Regions from separate parts of the Homo sapiens genome. Here region 2 is linked to region 1. A link is an interaction called in ENCODE POLR2A ChIA-PET data of the cell type or tissue named here. Cell type or tissue: OCI-LY7. All regions are shown on one strand. Each heading gives the region's core, and the rest is flanking DNA. Links, peaks and the distances in the headings are about the cores only. Region 1 overlaps CLK3 (CDC like kinase 3). Region 2 overlaps ARID3B (AT-rich interaction domain 3B).

The links. ChIA-PET counts read pairs that join two places held together with the same protein. Peaks named below come from ENCODE experiments on the same cell type or tissue, not always from the same donor. Only the 100,000 strongest peaks of a DNase experiment are listed, where the experiment ranks them.
Region 2: POLR2A ChIA-PET joins it to region 1 with 7 read pairs; 5 of 35 experiments call an interaction of 5 or more read pairs at or near these places.

What each region holds. Positions count from the first base shown.
Region 1 is chr15:74,629,423-74,632,327 of GRCh38, reverse strand. CLK3 (CDC like kinase 3) reads right to left here. Exons shown (of 13, transcript NM_001130028.2): 13 at 2,127-2,621. The coding sequence ends at 2,445. It overlaps EDC3 (enhancer of mRNA decapping 3), which reads left to right. Exons shown (of 7, transcript NM_025083.5): 7 at 1-1,770. Among named protein-coding and RNA genes, the nearest start is that of CLK3, 15 kb to the right of the region's middle. RefSeq lists enhancers at 28-177, 238-297, 2,503-2,905. In OCI-LY7, for the core only: a CTCF peak has its summit at 196 (motif pointing right); DNase peaks (open chromatin) are centred at 187 and 1,697; H3K27ac peaks cover 696 bases.
Region 2 is chr15:74,557,492-74,560,396 of GRCh38, reverse strand. The region is part of intron 2 of ARID3B (AT-rich interaction domain 3B); the gene reads right to left. Among named protein-coding and RNA genes, the nearest start is that of ARID3B, 18 kb to the right of the region's middle. In OCI-LY7, for the core only: no CTCF peak of the experiment used is centred there; no DNase peak of the experiment used is centred there.

The sequences.
Region 1 (2,905 bases), core at 138-2,637:
GGCAGCTCTCAAGACTGTGTTTCAGGTTTACAGCCACTGGGCCTGGGCACACACATTGAAGAGTGGGCCAGGTCCTGTCTGGGGGCCTGTACCTGCTCTATTTCAGAGCTTGTGGCTTTGTGTCTCCCCTGCTTTCCCCACGCAGACAGCCCTTCCTCTGTAGAACCAGCTGCACGGCAGCTGTCCACCAGAGGGCAGACCTGCACTCTCCATTCATGTCCAGGGCTGTGACAGACCAGGCCTTCCCCTAGCCCCACAAGTTGATTTGGGGGGTTTTGACCCTTACTCCTGAGCTGATCCAAGTTTTATGCTGATTTTTCCAAGGATCTCTCCCTCCTTTTCCCTCCATCACTCAGAGGTAGGGAAGGGGGCGGCATTAGGATGGTGTTACTGTATTGGGATTTTATGTTGTTCTGTCGTCTTCAGCACAGGTAGTATAAGGTTATATTACTGTAGAACCACAGTGCCCATCTTGCCAGCAGTGCCCGCCCCCACCCTCAAAGCTGAGCAGGTTGAGCCTTTGCCTAGTCTGGGGCCAGACCCCTCAGATGGGGATATCCCTGGGGGAGCCTGGTGCTGAACCAGAAGAGGCTTCCTGGTGCTTCTGTCCTAGGCCACCACTCCTCCAGCCCTTTGCCCGCACATACATGCCCCACCTACTCTTTCATCCCCTCTGCCCTTCCCCTGAAACGGTCCTTTGCAGCTGTCATCCCAGAGCAGGCAGATGGGCTCCCGTGCTTGAGCTCCACCCCAGCTCTTACATCATCTGGGCTTTGAACCTTTTACATTTGTCCAGTCTAGATGAGTAGGCTTGGGGCCAGCACCCTGTCTCAAAGATGGCAAAATGAGGCTAGTTCTGGATGAGCTAGCTGGTGTGGGTTCCAACCATAGGAACACACTGATGCTCAAATCCTAAGGTGCCAAGCTCTAGGCCCTGGAGGCTGGTAGAACAGGATCTATGCCTGGAATCCTGGCAGGGATTCCTGTCAAGGACTTGTGTTTAAGCCTGCTTCAGGGCTTCAGGCTGCTTCTGCTCTGTGTCTGCCCAGGCTGGCTGAGCGGGTGGATGGGTGGACAGAAGGGCTCACCAAGGATTGTGGACATAGGGTAGGCCCTGGTACCACGGGTTTCAGGCTGTTATCACTTCCCTTGTAGGAACATAGCCAGAAGCAGATGAGCCAGGGTAGAGGGCTGGCCCCTCCTCTCATCTTCCCTTCAGTCTTAAATTGTCTCCAGCGATGGGAAGAGGCCAGGGACTGTAACCCTTGTGCTGTGTATTCTCTGAGCCTCTGCTCACTCTCAGGGCCAAGCAGCTCCCAAGCCGGGGCCCTCTCTTGGCCAAAATCTGAGGAGCAGTCTAGGTTACAGGCTTTTTGGTAGGTAGGTTCTGGCTGCCTGTTAATGCAGTTAGGCCCCCTGATTAGGTACAGTGAGAAACAAGCTAGAACAACCCTGGCCCAGAAGACTGTCCACTCCAGCAAGATCCAGGGATGATAGCCTTGCAGGGCCACTGGGAGTTTGTGCCCAAGCTTCTCCCTCTTCTCTCCCCAGGGGGCACTGGGACTGGTCCCTGCCCTCATCCTTAGCCTGGGCCTTCCCCAGAGGTATTAAAGAGAAGTATGATTCCTCTGTCTTCAGTTCTTTTCAGGGGCATCCTGCCCATAGTACCCAGTTCCCAAGGGGCCCCCAGTCACGTGGTGAAGCCTAGCACTCATGCAGCTCTTAGGGAACCAAAAACCAGCACTGAAATAAAGCTGAATGACTGACTGAGTCCTGTGCCGTGTGACTTGCTCTGTAGGCTGTCATGAGGTGCTGTCTGTCCCAGCCTAGGAACCCGCCCCACTCGTCTCCTGCCCTCAGCAGGCCATAGTTGTTGGGCACATACAGCCTAAAGTCCTGGCCAGTAATGGGACTGGCAGGCTGTGGAAAACCAGACCCCACCTGGCTAGCCACGGTGGGCTGATTCCCTTAGGTTCTCTGGGGCTGAGAGGTACAGAAGCCAGCAGGGCAGAGGTGCCATCTAGGACTGCTCAGCAGCCTGGGCCCAGAGGATGTCCCCAATTCTGGTCTTACCCCTGCCTAGCTCTTCTGTGCCTGGCCCAGTTCACACTTAGCTCTCCACAAGCTGAACTGCTAAGAAAGACTTTATTAATAAGGTCAGGTAAGGGGAAGGCAAGGAGCCTGGAGATGGACACACTGGTACCAGGGGTTACAAACAGTAAGAAACACTTTATTATAACTTTATAACATATAAATAGCTTGGGTCAAATCTGTGCTTTCTGGCAGCTGGGCACCAAGTCTGCTCCCCTGCAGGCTCCTGCCTTCCTTCACATTGCACTGTTCATTGGGTGGCTCTGGCCTGGGGCCTGGCGGTCGAGGCTGGAGTCAAGGGGCTGGGCGGCCCAGTCCCGCCCTCCATCTCCTCATGCGGTGGCCTGTGCCTGTCATCTGCTTGGGTTGCGGCTGGTGTGGAAGGACCGCTCCTCAGGGGTCAGGCCAGCAAAGAAGGGGTGCAGCAGGGCCTCGGCCAGTGTGATGCGCTGGGCAGGGTCAAATTCTAACATCCTCCTCATCAGGTCAAACAGCTGCACGTGCTCCAGGGAGTCTTGGAGCATGTAACTCTGCTCAGGGACACAAGGTGCCTCAGTGTGACGGCAGGGTCGTGGGAAGCCACAGCAGGTCCCCTTGCCTCTGGGACGCCTTGCTGGACTGGATCGAGGAGGCAGTGATGCCTCCTTGGAGGACTCTACTTCCGCCCTCCTGGACAATGAGCAGCTCCTTTCCTTTCATGCCTGTTTAACGTTTTGCTCGGAACTTGCCAGGCTACTAGGTGTCTTGCTGGGTTGATGCCTCTGCCCCCACATGCAAAGTCCTGACAGGTGGGTAGAGATCACCTCTGCGAAAT
Region 2 (2,905 bases), core at 180-2,679, 72 kb after region 1:
CTGTTAACAATTACACCTGAAGAGTCAGACTTTTATTTCATACATTTCCAAATTTCTAAAATTATTTGAGTTATTATTACTTCTGTAATATACTTTGAAAACTAAAATATTTTAAAGTAATACTTTAAATTGCTCAAGGCCTGTTAGGTGATAAAAGTTAAGCACAAAATTGTATATAAATTTTTTTTTTTTTTGAGACAGTCTTGCTCTGTTGCCCAGGCTGGAGTGCAGTGGTGCAATCGTGGCTCACTGCAATCTCCATCTCCCAGATTCAAGTGATTCTTCTGCCTCAGCTTCCTGAGTAGCTGGGATTACAGGTGTGTGCCACCACTCCGGCTAATTTTTGTGTGTGTGGTTTTTTTTTTAGTAGAGACAGGGTTTCGCCATGTTGCCTAGGCTGGTCTCAAACTCCTGGGCTCAAGCGATCCACCTGCCTTGGCCTTCCAAAGTACTGGAGTTACAGGTGTGAGCCACGGCACCCAGCCTGTATATAAAATTTAAAACTGTATCTATAGTAGGCATTTTTCTTCAAAACGCAAGTACAACAAATGTTTATAGTTATATTAAATCTAAGTTATGTGGCTGTAGTGATTGTATTTTCTTCTTTACAAATTTTTACATTTTCCATGTTTTCTAAAATGAGCCTGCATTACCTTGACAATCAGAAAAAATAAGTAAAAGTCATTTGCAGAGTAATAAAACCACTAAGGAAAGATTATTTTTCTCCTGTTCTATCTGGAAGGGAGCAAGAGGGAATATGGAGCTAGAAGTCAGACCACCTGGGTTCACTAGCCAGCTTCCCAACTGTGAGACCACAAGCTTCCCACTTGACCTTTTCCCTCATCTGTAAATAAAACAAACACATAAAGGGGATAATATTAGGACCTGCCTCACACAATGAAATGAAATAAGGTACTTGGCACATAAGAGGTCAAAAAGTCTTAGTTATTAAAAAACAAAAACAAGAAAACAAGCAAACAAAACTGTGAGTGAGGATAGTCTGATGTGAAGGAACTCCACCATCTCCCTCGCTTCTTCCCCAAAGAAAACCTCACATAGAAAAGCTGGATAACATTTAACACTCTACCCGTTGCATACATAGCTGAGCTTGAAACCCAGAAAGAAAGCAGAGTCCACAGCAGCAGAAACAAAATGGTAGCAATCAGTGAGCAAGTGGCAAAGCTGAAGGGCTCAAGGGAGAACATGACCCGAATAGGGTTCTTAAGAGCCGAGTGCTGAACTGAGAGCTGGAGACTGAATCAACCCCAAGAGAAGGGAGTCCAGGCTGTAGGCCCCTGCATGCCAGGAACCAGAACAGAAACAACTGCATAAAGCCAGAGGCCATGAGAGACTACATGGCCCGCCATAAACTGGGCCTAAAAACACTGCCCACCAGCCCGGCGAAGCTGCAAGGAACCGTGCCATCTGGCAGGGGACTCATATTGAGGGGCTCTCACTAGGCACAGATGTAGGCTTCAAATTCACACTACCCAAACCAATGCAACGAGCTAAACTTGTGCAGCCCCAGCAGAGGGAAAAACAAAACTCCCCTTAGGAATGCTTCCACCATCCAAGGCACATGGGATTCCTACAGAAACAAATCCCCACTCAAAATGAATTTACACTGGAAAAAAAACAAAAACAAACCAAGAGGAAATAAACCATCTTAAGGGACAGTAACATGACACAGGAAGAACTTGCACCCCAAGAATTAGAGATAATAATAGACTCTAAAAGCATCTTTAAAATAAGCATGTTTAAAAAGAATGGCAGACTGTTGATACTTGTTGAAAGCTGATTAAAGAACACAGATGGTTCATTACTATTCTTTTTTTTTTGTATGTATGAAATTTCCATAAATGAGTTTTAGCAATTCCAATATAAAGTTTTAAAAAGTCAAAGATGTTCAAAGAGCTGAAGGAATAGAAACCATAAAGTAAAAACAGGCAGATTTTTAAATGCCAAAAAATTTATAAACAAACACAATAATTACGACAAACCATTTTTTAAAGAGCCATAAAGTAGAACAGATAGAGCTGAAGACAGAATTAGAAATTAGAAAATTAAATGTGAAAATAATCCAGAATGCAGGAGAATGATATAAATACATAAGATTTTAAAAGAAAAGACGCACAGGAGACTGAATGAGGAGGTTCAAATACTTCTATTAGAATACTGGTTAAGAAAAAATAGTACCCAAAAAAAAAAAAAAAAAAAAGACACAAACCAGATTGAAGGAGCAGACAGAGACCCAAGTGGAATAAAAGTAAGTTGAAAGGCCGGGCGCGTGGCTCACGCCTGTAATCCCAGCACTTTGGGAGGCCGAGGTGGGCGGATCATGAGGTCAGGAGATCGAGACCATCCAGGCTAACACAGTGAAACCCTGTCTCTACTAAAAATACAAAAAATTAGCTAGGCGTGGTGGCGGGCGCCTGTAGTCCCAGCTACTCAGGAAGCTGAGGCGGGAGAATGGCATGAACCCTGAAGGCAGTGCTTGCAGTGAGCTGAGATCATGCCACTGCACTCCAGCCTGGGCGACAGAGTGAGACTCCGTCTCAAAAAAAAAAAAAAAAAAAAAAGTAAGTCGAAACCTAGAATACTGTAATTAAAGTGCAGAATAGCAGAGTCAAAAAGAAAAAATCTTAAAAGCTACAAGAGAGAAAAAGATCCTCCCTACTCCCTTGGACACAACCATATTGAAATTAGGCCAATAATAACCTTGCAATGGCCTCTAAGTATTCAAGCGAAAGGAAGAGTTGTATGTCTCTCACTTTAAATAAAAAGCTAGAAAAAGATTAACAGACTGACACTAGATTTCTCAACAGCAAAAACAGTTGTTAGGAAACAATGAAATCTTATCATTAAGGGTGAAGAAAAAAATAATGGTCAATGTAGAATCTAAAGC